Regions from separate parts of the Mus musculus genome. Here regions 1, 3 and 4 are each linked to region 2. A link is a contact called in ENCODE Hi-C or POLR2A ChIA-PET data. All regions are on one chromosome and are shown on one strand. Each heading gives the region's core, a stretch centred on a gene start or an enhancer-like site at or near the end of the contact. The rest is flanking DNA. Distances are from core to core; before and after follow the strand shown.

Region 1 (3,268 bases), core at 315-2,814, 250 kb before region 2:
ACAGTGATCAAGGTATATACAGAGATCAACCATCTATGACAGACTTTGGTCACAAATCAGTCCTGACTTTAGCAATCCACAGATGCTGGATGCGAGCTCAGCCTACTTTGCACACAGCCTACTCTGTGGGCTCAGGTCCGCTCGCGGTCTCAGTGGATGTAACAGGAGACAATTCTACTACATGTATTGTTTACTGCAGCCAGTGTAGTGAGTGAGTCGTGAGCTACCCAGTCATTGGCCCAAATGGACAGTAACTGATGGACTGACTTATAGTGCTGGTTTTTAAAATTTTAAACTTGTGCATGTCACGGTGTTGACCTCTTTACCCCAACTCCCTAACACACAGGAAGTTCCCAAGTTGCACACGAGTCAGGTCCCAGGAGCAAAACCAGACAGGCATCAACTTTGAAACTGACAAGAATGAAGAAGTTGGCTTCTGAGGTCCTTGCTACAGTCATTCAGCTGTCACTAGTCACGTGTTCCCCAGGAGTCTCTTTTTCAGGTGTTCTGGCCTGATCTGCTGGTATGACAGAAAAAAAAAAGTTTCTTGTCTGTCATATCCTCTGTAATCCGGCAGGAAACCCAAAATGTGCCTGCTGCAGTCCTAGGCTGAGCGCTTATCTGCTTCCTTGGGAAGAACGTGCATCAGAGTGTCCGGTTTAGGGGGATTTTCAACATGACCTCACCCTCTCCACCATTCACTGACCTCAGAAGGCATTACCCAAGTCACAAGTGCAGCTCGGATGGGAATCTAATGAGTGAGCCAGCCGCCAGCGACCTTCCTGGCACATCTCACGAGAACATCAACTCCAACTTCCCCTCAAACCAGGGCAGGTTATCAATAGTGCCCTGAGCTGCTAGGGTGAGGTGTTGATCAATAACGACATCTGACATCTACTTATCCTTCCAGATTCGGGATGGTTAGGATGACAAGGGGGCGGGGAAGGGTCGCTGCTAATTAAACGCACGATCTTGAAGGAAAGCTCTTGCCTGCCGGTAATACCAGAAACGGACAGGGAGGCTGAAGCAAGACGATTGTCACAAATTTAAGCCAACTTGGGCCGCAGGGATCTTGTCTCAAGAGTTAAAACAAAACAAAACAAAACAAGGCAAACTGTAACGAAGGAAGGCTTGCACTGGTCGGGTGCGGGGATGTCCCAGCCAATGGTCTCAAAATAGGTCGCGTGAAGGTGACAGCAAGCGGCGGGCGAGTAACTATGGGAAAGGGCAGTGGGATCTGTAGTGAGAAAGATGCCCCAGCGGAAAGGGGTCAGGATGGGCTTTGCTTACTCGCCTCGGGGCTCCGGGAAGCGGTGGCACTAAAGGGAAACAGAAACTCTGGATCCGCAGGCGCGCGCGCCCAGCCTGGCCCACGTGACCCGGGCTCCGCCGCTCTCCGAGCGCGCTCCCGGCTGCACAGGAGCGCGTGACTCCCGCCGCTGCCGCTCCCTCCTCCGCTCGGCGTGCCTGCGTGCGCGTACCCGAAAGGCAGCGGGCACGCGCACGCCCAGAGGGCCGCCGCCCCTCCCCGGGCCCGCCCTCCCTCCCTCCCTCCCTCCCTCCCACCCTCCCCCGGCCGGCGCGGCCCGCCCTGGCGAGTCAGTCCTCGGGTTCCCTCCCTCCCCGGGCGCGCTCGGGCCGCCGCTGCGCTCCCCGCCCTCCAGCCGCCTTGCCGGAGCCGCCCGCTGCCGGAGGAGGAGGTGGAGGAGCCGCAGGGGCCCGCCGAGGCGGCGGCGGCGGCAAGATGGCGGACTTCCTGCCGTCGCGCTCCGTGCTGTCCGTGTGCTTCCCGGGCTGCGTGCTGACGAACGGCGAGGCCGAGCAGCAGCGCAAGTCCAAGGAGATCGACAAATGCCTGTCGCGGGAGAAGACCTACGTGAAGCGGCTGGTGAAGATCCTGCTGCTGGGCGCGGGCGAGAGCGGCAAGTCCACCTTCCTGAAGCAGATGCGGATCATCCACGGCCAGGACTTCGACCAGCGCGCGCGCGAGGAGTTCCGCCCCACCATCTACAGCAACGTGATCAAAGGTGCGGGGCGCGGCGGGGCTCGGGGACCCCTGGGGAGCCGGGCCGGGCACCGCCCTCATCCGCCGGGTCCCCAGTCGGAGGAGACCGAACGGGATCAGATCGGACGGGCGAGCGGGTGGGCGCGCCTTGGGCACCGTTCTGTGCGCCCTGTTGCCCTGGTCCCTTCGATCCGGGACGCCCCGCTGTCCCCCCCGTGCTACCCCGGTGAGGGTCACGGTCGGCCCAGCACTCCGCGGCTGGCCTCGCCCCCTCCAAGAGGGAAGTGCGGCGAGTAGGGTGACTCGGGGCAGCGGGGCAACTTGTGTCCTCCCTGCACTCCGGGCAAGACCACCCATCAGTAGCCCCAGGTCCTACACTCCCTATCCCTTCCTATCCTTCTTTCCTTTCTGCCCGTCCCTGGTGGGTGACCCTAGTAACCGGGTATGTTACCCTTCCAGCTTTGGGCTTCCTAGGCCACCTCTTGACTTAAGCAAGTTCTGGAACGGTTGTAATGAGGAAACTTTTTTTTTTTTTTTTTTTTTTTTTTTACCCTGAGACTCTTGTCAAGGGCATAGAGTGACAGCCTCTAGAGCCTTTTGGGGCAAGAGTATGAAACTCACGTTTACTGAACTGGCATCAGGAAAGTCTATTAAAAAAAATTAGCGCGAGTGGTTTTATCGGCTCATTGCTACAGGATGTTTGTAATCACAGTTCAACATGTTGCACACTTTTTTTTTTCTTAATAACTCGAGACAGGAGAAAAAAACAGTATCATTTCATATCATTTCTAATGCTTTCATGAATTTATGTTTAAATACATGTGCTGGACTGCATGGTGGGCTTCACAAATCCTGTTGAACAGTATTTTAAATACTGTTCCTTAAGTGAAAACCACCCAATATTTTTATTCCTTAGTGTTCAAATAAGTTGCAGAGGTGGCTTTTATTTTTATCATTTAAAAGAATCATCTTGTTTTTTTTAATTTTTTTTTCTTTAGTGTCAGGTATTTTCTACCTAAGAGAAGTTGGCAGAGTTGAGGCACAGCAGCACATCAGAAAACAGATTTCTGAGTGGTTAAGGAGTCACCCTATTAAATCTAGGGCTTGGAAGCAAACTTTAATTTTGTAGGTCTTTTCAAGGAGTTGTGTGACTTTTTTTTAAGCATATTTTTTGTTGTTCAAGAAGAACATAAGCAAACTCCCTCATGGGTCCGTTCCCCCCACCCCCTTCAGTGTTTCAAGTAGGGAAAGACTAGAGAAGAT
Region 2 (3,301 bases), core at 457-2,956:
CTGAGACATTGGGTCTTAGGCTCAGTACCCTGCAGGCTCCCTACCCCTGCCCTGCTCACCCTATCACACAAGGAAATGGGGCTGGACTTGTCTGGCATGTATAGGGTACCCTGAGTTCCATCATCAGCACTATACAAACAGAGTGTGATGGTACTTCTTGTAATGTCAGTATTCCAGAACGTGAGCCAGGAGGATGAAACTTTGACATTCATCCTCCTCTACTAGGGAACTTGAGGCTGTCCGGATTACATGAGACAACGTTAAAACCAAGCAAGAACAAAATCCCAAGAAAATGCCACAAGGTACCCCACTTAATAGTTTGTGCATATTACATATCTATGGCTATGGGGAGATGTTGTAAGATGTACTTTTTTATTGTGGGTTGTGGTCAGAGGCAGCCTGAGAGTCACTCATGTAGCCAAGCTGTCGAATTACTGGATTATATGATTACACACACAGATTTTTCAAACAAAGACATATTGTTCAGAGCAGGGGTTTTTCAAACAGAAACACAAAGGGAATGAAAACCAGGGCTGCTTATGGCCTTAATTACACCAACGAATGAATGTTCAATATTAGCACAGTTCAGCTAGCAGCAGCCAAGGCACAAGCCTGAAGCTGAGCCCAAACCAGGAACAGAGCAGAAACTGGTACAGCCGGAAGTGGGACACTGGGAAGTGGTCATCCCTGCCCTGATGCTTCAGGGCTCCACATTCCAAAGAGATTAATCCATATGGTCCCCAGGCTGGCTTGCACAAAAACAGGGAAGAAAACAGTAGCTTGTGTCTTAAGATTCAATCCTGCAGATGCCTAGAACTCAGGCAAGCAATCCCTTGTTTATGGACCAAAGTCTAAACGTTGACCATCATAGTGAAACATTAAAAAGCCACTTAAAAGCAACAGGGTGGAGCGCCTGCTTCAGGGATGGGAAGCTGTCTGGGGCAGAGAAAGGGCTCCTGAGCTTCCAGGAGATTCCTGGGACTGGGTGGACAGCGAGTAAACACAGAAAGGCAAATAAAGAAAAGCTTCCTACGGCCAAAGAGACCAGCCAAGATGCCCAGTGCTGGGGCTGGTCGGGCCACAGGGATAGACTGACTGTTTGTCCGAGGCCCTGCCCAAATGCCACGTTGAGATACTCAAGGACAAATGGTAAAGTTTTTCTTCATCTTTCCGACTCTCTGCATCCTCCCTCTTGAGTCAAGTTGCACATTCCTCCCTTCCCTCACCTTTGTTTTGGTCCCTGATCTCCCTTTCGGTCACTAGGTGGCCCACACCAAGTCCCTCCCCCACATTCAAGGTCCCCCCTCCGCCCTCCTTGCTGACTTGTTTGGGTCACCCTAGCCGGCTCTTTCTGGCAGGCGCTGGCTGGCAGTCGTCTGGGTGGGCTCAAACCCCTACAGCCGAGCAACGCCGCGACACAGGCTGCCCTGCCGAGGTACCATCGGCGCGCAGGCCCCGGCTAGCCACCAGTTGCGTTACAGGACAACACCCTTTGGTGGCGACATTCTGTCCCCCACTTCCCTGGCCAGGGGGCTGGCGCCGTGGCTTACGTGCAGTCTTGGTTGAAAGAGAAGCAGCTGAGCGCCGCCTCCACTCGGCCCGGAGGGGCATCTGCGGCTTCGGCCTCCATCGGGGGCTCGACCCGAGAAGCCGCAGCTCTGAGCGGGGGACAGCCACCTCAGCAGCCCGCCCGCGCCGGCTCCGTGGGCCGGCTTGCCGCGTCGGTCCCGCCCCGGGCTCGCCTCCAGACAGACCCCGCCCACTCAGATACCACTTAGCTCCGCCCCTCCATCGTAAGACCCCGCCCTTACACGATTCCCATTTAGCTCCGCCCCACTCCAAACCCCCGCCCCTCCTTCAGAGAATCGGCTGGGTCCTAAAACAGCCAGGCCACGCCCCTGCCTCAAGTACCGCCCCTCTCGGCTCTAGCCCTGCCTGGGACCTTCAGGACCCGCCCTACACATTTCCCACTTAGCCTCGCCCTCTCCACTTCGGGCACCTAGCCCCACCCCCTCACAGCCCTAGCTCCGCCCTGAGCCAACCAGGCCCCGCCCCGAGCCTCCTTCTACCTAGCTTGGTAGCCCCGCCCCCTCTCCAGGCCGTCTCTGTCCCCACCCCGCCTCTTTATCACTGGGAACAGAACTGCTGACCGAACAGAGCCTTCCGCAGACAGCCAGGATTGGCCACCAACTCTTTTAGTCAATCAATAGGGCTAGTGGGCGGGACAGCTGTTGACGACCCGCCCCCTAGTCGGAGAAACCGTTTGCCATTGGCCGAAGGTGCGCGAGGCAAAGGCAGCAGGCCACGTGGTGGTGTTTTCATTGCCAGAGCGTCCAGAGGGTGAGGAGGAGGAGTGGAGCTTCAGGCTTCAAGCCTGCCTTAGCGTCGGAGACAACGCCAAGGAGGCGGGCGGACGCCTGCTTCCTTGCCCGCCCGCTAAGCTTACAGCAGTTGTAGTTGAAATCAGTAGACATCAAAGTCCAGCCGTTTTGGAGAGCCCTTAAGCTTCTCGGAAAAAGATCCCCAGCCGATTAAGAAGCCACATACAGCCCCACAGTTGAGAAAGAGCTCTTGCTAACCCCGACCCTTACATTAACAATATTACCTTGGTATGTTCCTACCCGATTTACTGAAAACCCGGTTAAAGCACTGGCTAGACTATATTATCTAAAACCAACAATACACAGCGGCATGTGAAAGGGTCTTCTTTCAGGACTTGTTATCATACAACTTTGCTCAGCAGTATTTGACCAGACATTCGATTTGTATAGAAAGGAGAGAAACTAGAATACTGTACAAGACAGTACAGCTTGAAGCTCATGTCGTTTGAGATGCATTCTGAAGCAAACTGGAGATTTGCTTCCCAAGCTTGTATACAATTGGTTGTGAGGTGCCTGGTGTGGGTTCTGGGGAACAGAATTCCGCTCATCAGTAAAAACACTGCTGAGCCATCTCTACAGCCTCTGAAATCTTCATCATCGCCATTATTATTACTATGATGATAATGGTGTCACAGTTCTGTAGATTGTGGCAATTCGGTTCATATCCAGCCACCTTGTTTATTATTTATTTATTTTGGATACATTGTCTCAAGCTATAGTCCACCGATCCTCAAGCACTTGGTAACTGATCCTCCTTCCTTGGCTTCCCAGGTCATAGGATCATGGGGTGAACCATCATACTCAGCCATGTTTCCCCAATTCCTGATGAAATGATACATAACATGTACGGATGTTTAGAATGGATGAACAAGAGAGCCTGTTTTGCATAAACTTTTCTTATTGGTTGGTTCTCCTGTTTG
Region 3 (3,260 bases), core at 336-2,835, 190 kb before region 2:
CAGGAGATAGTTGTGAATCTGTGGCCAGCCTAGGCTATCTAGTAAGTTTCAGGTCAGATGTGGTGCTGGACTGAGTAGGGAAGAATTCACCTAGATGATGTAAACTGCAAAGCCTACTGTGCATCCTCTGGCTACACGGGACCATGAATAATTTCTGATTATTGGCAGGACTATTTGTCTGCAATGATATGGATTAGTTATTCTGAAATTACCCTCAGTGCATATTGTACCACAGAGCAGTTAAATGCAGAAGTAAATTATGAATAGTGGGAGACAGACTTTTCATTAGTATGGAAGGGAGTGCACACAGAAAAATGGAAAGCAGGAACCTTGTGGTGTTAGACTGCAATCAGAGTGATTGGTAGGAATTCCCAGTGTAGGTGTCCTGTGACTACTTAGAAAAAATTGCTTGTTTAGAAGCATGCTCTGGAGTATTTACACTAAAGGGGCATCATGTCTACAGCTGATTAAAAATGTCCCGGGAGAAAAAAATGGTCAGGTTGTTGGGGAGTGACCTCATGGGAGGAGAAAGAGGATCAGAGGGGGTCCTGGGGAAATATAACCGAAGTATGAAAATTTGAAAGAATATACATGTATGTGTCTCTCTCTGTATGTGTGTATACAGTGCTCAGAAGTCAGACACAGGAACATTCTCTGCTACATAGTGAGTTCAAGGCCAGCCTTGACAGGAGACCCTCCCCAAATAAGCCACTTTTGTCAACTTGGTAAGGGCAGTAAGGACAACATATATGAGCCTTGTTATAATAACTGGGCAAGGATAATTAGAGCAGTGTGCACAAGGCAAGAAGAGAGCAAAAAGTTTGGGGGTTGGGTAGGAAGAAGGGTACAGACATGTGGGGTATGCAGTCTTTAACTTCCAAGGATGAGAGGATGTTGATAAAATAGTGGCATCATCCCCTTGTTTGACCTTCCTGGGGCCAGAAGCGCCCAGAGATGCAAAAGGATTGAATAGGTATATGCTGGGGGCGGGGATCAGGAGATCTGGCCCTGGGGTTTCCCCTTCCAGAGTCTCCTGGGGGTCCGAGCTCTAAGCTCTTAGTTCCCCAAGTACCAAAGGCAACCCTATGCCCCACGCCCTAGGATGCAGCCCTGCTTCCTGACAGCGGTGAGGCCGCGACAGTCGGGCAAACCGACTAAGAAGGGAAAGTCCAAGCGGGTGATGTGTCAAGCCGCGGACACGGCTGACTTATTTGGACCCAGTGGTTAAATTACTCAGGCTCAGCCCACGGCAGGTGGTTCCGTGACCCTGCACCGCCCGCGAGGAGCGGGTCGCGGCGCCCCCGTGAGGGCCGACGCGAAACAGCGACGACTGGGGACTGTCCGACACTACATCGCCCCCTTACTACTTTAGTCAACCACACACAGCGTGAGTGTTGTGAAATGGACAGAGGTCACGCCTTCGGGGCGGGGTTACAGCACATGGGCGGGGCCTTTCTGGAGGAGTGGGGCGGGCTCAGTGTTTGGAGGAGGAGCCTTAGGAGGGAAGAGCGCAGATAGGAGGCGGGGCGACGATTGAGGGGCGGGAAGACGGGTCTTGCTAGTGGGCGGTGTGGGCGGGGCATGCGTGAAAGGGTGAGGTGCGTCCGCGCGAGGCGCATGCGTGCTAGGACCACCGTGGCAGCTTGAGGGCGGCCTAGAGGCCTGTCCGGGTGAGGGTGGTATGAGGAACCGTCAGGGCTGGGCAGGGGAGGAGGAGGAAGGTGTTGATCGTTGGGGAGGAGCGGATGTGGTGGGAGGGATGGCTGCGGCGGAAGCAGAGGGGACCTCGGGGGCAGGATGTCTCTTGGGAACAACGCGGGCCTTTCCGGTTGCTCCCTGGGTAGAAGACGCGAACTCTGAGTTCCGGGGAGGCCCCCCACTTTTGACTCAAGCAGAGACTGGGTGGCGTCTGCACCGGCCGTGCAAGTTGCTATGGGCAACCAGCTAGCACGTCTGGCGAGACCCACTTGGCGGGAGATGTTCCGGTTATAGAACCGAAGCATCTTAGGCCCCCGGTCCCTGCAGTGACTGTACGATGGCTCCCTGCACACTTCTTCAGCGACACCATCCACGTTGGACTAGGATGTGGAGGCCTTCTGACTTTCCACTCTGTCTCTTTTATTAGGGTGAAGGCCACACCCCTTTGCCAGACATGCATTGTCCTTAGAAAAACATAAATGGAAAAACAGCAGCTGGAGATTTCTCCTTTATAAAGGTAGGTAGACTGAATGGGGCCATGGTGATTTATTTTTTTTTTCTTTTTAAATTTCATCCTGTAAAAATAAAATCTCAGCCCAGATGTGCAGTACCGAGATGAGCTACACTCAGCGTAGTCTCTAGGATCCTTTCTAGTCAGTGTCACCCTCTTGAGCTCCAGAATTCAGAAGTTCACTGAGCACAGCAGTTAGCTTAAATTTCAAAATCAGTCGTTAATAAACTGAGAAATACAGAGAAACCCTGTCCCACCCCCCAACCCACCCCCAAAACAAAGCAGAACAAAAAACCAGCCAACCAACCAAACAAACAAAAATGGAAAAGGCCCTCAATTAGAAAACACAAACTAAATGGACAGAAACATTCATCTTTTTTTTCTTTTCTCACTCAAAAAGCGTCTGCTTGGTATGAAGGATGAACGTGCCACGTAGGGACTTGATAGGAATGGGGAAAGTCCTGTCACCATGAGTATGGCGTCTCATTGGTCATCTTAGATCTACCCCCGTGTCTTATGGCTGACAAGGTAAGCGTAAGGGGCTGAGATGGATCTTGCCAACCTGCAGTTAAATAACAGAACCATTACTCTTTTCCTTATTGAATATCTTTGAGTGACACTGGAAGGGATGCCGTTGATCCTGTGGACAAAGTGAGTCAGCTCAAAATATTATGATTGTTTTCAAATGACAGAGGACGTTGGGCATCAGTAGGATTTAAGAGTCACCGCTAGCCAGGCAGTGGTGGTGCACACGTTTAATCCCAGCACTTGGGAGGCAGAGGCAGGCGGATTTCTGAGTTCAAGACCAGCCTGGTCTACAGAGTGAGCTCCAGGACAGCCAGGGCTATACAGAGAAACCCTGTCTTGAAAAACCAAAAAAAGGAGCTGTTAGTTACTGTTTTTGAGACAATGTTGCTATATAACTCAGGCTGAGTGTCAACTTTCAATCTCCTGCCTCTGTCTCCTGAGTATTGGTTTACAGGTGTCGGCACTATGCCCAACTTGACAGTAGTTACTAGGATGGGAACAGCAGGCTCAGTGGGAGATACAA
Region 4 (3,001 bases), core at 24-2,523, 140 kb before region 2:
CAATTCCTACGATCTTCCCCCCTACCCTGTTGTTCGATGACATTTTTACACGCCATCTAACAAACTTCTATCACTTGTCTGCTGCGGTGCAGGGATTGAGAACAACCCAGAAGGAAATTAACCTATTTCCTCTTTAAAATCATTCTCCCCCCACGCCTGGAGCCGTTCAGCTGCACGACACTTTGCTGCCGCTGGTAGCCCGGCGGACCTTGGAAGTTGTGCGGGACCGACCAGCAGGCAGCAAGCGGGTGACAGTGCAGCCCGGCAAGGTGTGGGACCCACGCTCCGAAGGGAAATCTGTCTCTCTCCGGGACCGCCCTGGGGAGGGGGGTAACAGGGATGGAGACCCGAAGTTCCACTTTTCCCTCGTGCTGCCTCAGTGGCCGCCTTGGGTGCGCGCGCGAGCCCGGGGAAGGAAGGTACCTCTCTGACATTTCGCTCTGCTGACGCGCCGGCAACTTCATGAGGAAAATCCAGAGAGGGTCTGAGACGGTCGCCGGACTCGCCTCACAGCCTGGCTCCTTTCACCCCGGGTTGGGGACGATCAAAGGCCAGGGCACCCTTTAAGGTATTTCCTGGAACCCATCTATACTTAGGGTCATGGACATTCAACTCTCAGTTGCCCACAACTGCCCGAGCGCGTCATCCCAGTGGCTCCGAACACTCCCAACTGTCAGAATATTTTTCGGATTAACCTCTTTAAAATGTTAAAAGCTTTCCTCCTCCCCGCCCTTAAAAAAAAAAAAAAGGCCCCAACACATATTAAAAAACAAACAAACAAACACCCATACCCCACAATCAAACTTTTAAGCGTGTAAAATAATAAAACCAACTCACCAAGTTAGAAGGGAAGAGAATAAACCCCAAAAGGCACCCAATAAGGCGGAGGCTGGGCCTCCGGAGCCTTCTTATAAACCGCTCCGTAACATGAGAAAAAGGTTTAACCCCTTAGGGCGTGGGCCAGAGTCTCTATCAAGTTGGCTCCGGGCGGGGAGCCTGGAGTACCCTGGCCCCCAACCCACGCCAGCCTCGGCCACCCGAGCCACACCCTCCCCCCGCCCCCCAACCCTGTCGCCTCCTCCCGGGCCGTGCGTGCCGCCGCCCGCGCCCCGGCCCCGCTTCTCTCTGCCTATCTCTTATCCTATACCGGCTGCAGCCGGTCTCCGCCGGCCTCGGGGGCGCGCCGCCGACCATGTGCTGGGAGCGCCGAGCGCCTGCAAGGAGGGGGCCGGCCTGGTGCGCGCGCGCGGGCCCACGTGGATCGGGGCCGCGCAAGGCACGCGCCCCGCCTGCCGGCTGCCGGGGCTGGGGGTCACGGAAGGTAACCGCGCTGTCATCGCGGGTCGCCCATCCCCGCCGACGCCTCTGGGGTCCTTGGCCCGACGCCCTCATCCCCTCATCCGCGCGTGCCCGTGTGATCCCGGCCCGATCGGACCCCGGCACTTAGCTGCAGTGCGAGCGGGAGCGCGATCGAGCCCGGGGCGACCGAGTGCGCCCCTGCACCCCCTCTCCGAGCGCAGCTCCCGGGTCCGCCCGCGCCCTGAGGATTTGGGGAGCCAGTGAGGAGGCTGGGGAGGGGGGGTTGGGAGGGCAGGGGAGGCGCGCGTTTGGGCTGGTCCCGCGCGTCCCTGGTCCCGGACTGAACAGGTTCCTTCCAGTTTGGGTGTGAGCGGAGCACGCGCGGGATCCCGAGTTCCTCCTCTAGAGACCACTTCCCCCCCAAATTTCGTCAACTCGCGCGCCCCGCCAGTTCCCCTTCCGGGCATGCGGGGGGAAGTGCCGCAATGGGCCCTAAGGAGCCCGCGGCTGGGTTGCTGCCGGTGCACTGTCGTGTTCCCCCGCCTCCCCTCCCCGTGCTGCCTTGTTTGCAGCCGCAGCAGCCACCAGCCGCCAGCATCCGCGCTGCGCGAAAGAGATGGGAGAAGCCTGGCTGAGTCAGCATCTCCGCTTCTCCGTGCGCGCGCACCCGCCTAGGCGGGAGGCGGCGTGAGCACAGGTGCACGGCAGCCTTAACCCCCCCCCCCCCCAGGAGGCTTCTGGGGGGATCGAGACCCCCAAACCTCCAAGCCCCCTGATCCCAAAGGTCACTATGAACTAAATGGATGCTTCCGGAGAAGCCCGAGTTATTCCTGAGGACAGCGCGTGTCTGAGGATTAGGGACTGTTCAGAGCCAGAGGGGGCGCAAAGTTGGTTTCCTGGACTCCATCTCACACCTCTGGAGAAAAACTGGGTACTGCCTCACAGCAAAAGCCCTGTTCCTCTGCATTCCCCCCCCTTCCCCCCTCAGACTTAGGCAACCCACGTCGGTTGATTGTGGCTCAGAGATTGTCTTTCTGATGTTAGAAACTGCAGAGAACCTACTTTGGGAGTGTGCCTGAAGGGTCGCCACCCACCGGGAGGAGCACCGGTTCAAAATTTTAATAAAAACCTTTCCTTGCTCTGTCATTTCCCCCAGGATTTGGGAATGCAGTCACCCAGTGCTGTCAATAGGCTCTGGTGTGGCTAAGTGAGGAGGCAGGTGTATTGGTGCAGAGTGTGTTACTCTGGTCACTGTAGTCCAGCCAGGCTACCACTGAATAATAACTGGCAAATTTGTGGGAATAATTAAACCTTTACCCCATCCCAGACAGGTGTAGTCCACGCTGGCTTCAAACTTATATTTGACCCCCCCCCCCCCAAATCCTGGTTTGTTTGTTTTTAAAAAACACGATCTCACTAGCCAAGCCAAGACTAACCTAAAACTGAAGATCCTCCTGTCTCGGCCTCCAAAGTGATGGGATCGCAGGGTTCTTTTTTCTTTTTCTTTTGGTTTTTTCAAGACAGCTTTGAAACCAGGCTGGCCTCTGCCTCCCGAGTGCTGGGATTAAAGGCGTGCACCACCACCGCCTGTCGCAGGCTTCTTTTTCTTAACCAAGGTCTGTCTGTAACTGGTCTGCACCGCCTAGCTTCAACCCGTCCACCAGCCTCATCCTGCACTGTAGCTGTGACTACAGGCACAATA

Evidence for each region. Hi-C counts contacts between places; a loop is a spot of excess contacts on that map. ChIA-PET counts read pairs that join two places held with the same protein, here RNA polymerase II (POLR2A).
Region 1: a map of heart shows a loop between it and region 2 (5-fold over the local background). The contact joins the promoter of Gna13 here to the promoter of Wipi1 in region 2. A Hi-C loop is called at or near these places in 1 of 37 maps with a recorded cell type or tissue (heart). POLR2A ChIA-PET finds 5 or more read pairs at or near these places in 2 of 5 experiments (both embryonic stem cell).
Region 3: POLR2A ChIA-PET joins it to region 2 with 23 read pairs in embryonic stem cell. The contact joins the promoter of Amz2 here to the promoter of Wipi1 in region 2. POLR2A ChIA-PET finds 5 or more read pairs at or near these places in 4 of 5 experiments (Patski and embryonic stem cell).
Region 4: a map of left cerebral cortex shows a loop between it and region 2 (1.8-fold over the local background). The contact joins the promoter of Arsg here to the promoter of Wipi1 in region 2. A Hi-C loop is called at or near these places in 1 of 37 maps with a recorded cell type or tissue (left cerebral cortex). POLR2A ChIA-PET finds 5 or more read pairs at or near these places in 2 of 5 experiments (both embryonic stem cell).

Annotation. Positions count from the first base shown.
Region 1 is chr11:109,361,230-109,364,497 of GRCm38, forward strand. Gna13 (guanine nucleotide binding protein, alpha 13) reads left to right here and starts at 1,565. Exons shown (of 4, transcript NM_010303.3): 1 at 1,565-2,027. The coding sequence starts at 1,745. It overlaps Gm11696 (predicted gene 11696), which reads right to left and starts at 2,425. Exons shown (of 2, transcript NR_038097.1): 1 at 1,877-2,425.
Region 2 is chr11:109,609,683-109,612,983 of GRCm38, forward strand. It overlaps Wipi1 (WD repeat domain, phosphoinositide interacting 1), which reads right to left and starts at 1,707. Exons shown (of 13, transcript NM_145940.2): 1 at 1,551-1,707. The coding sequence starts at 1,630.
Region 3 is chr11:109,424,361-109,427,620 of GRCm38, forward strand. Amz2 (archaelysin family metallopeptidase 2) reads left to right here and starts at 1,586. Exons shown (of 9, transcript NM_025275.4): 1 at 1,586-1,670; 2 at 2,126-2,215; 3 at 2,610-2,737. The coding sequence starts at 2,726.
Region 4 is chr11:109,472,101-109,475,101 of GRCm38, forward strand. It overlaps Arsg (arylsulfatase G), which reads left to right and starts at 1,274. Exons shown (of 14, transcript NM_028710.3): 1 at 1,274-1,321. Slc16a6 (solute carrier family 16 (monocarboxylic acid transporters), member 6) reads right to left here and starts at 1,498. Exons shown (of 6, transcript NM_001029842.2): 1 at 1,148-1,498. The coding sequence starts at 1,392.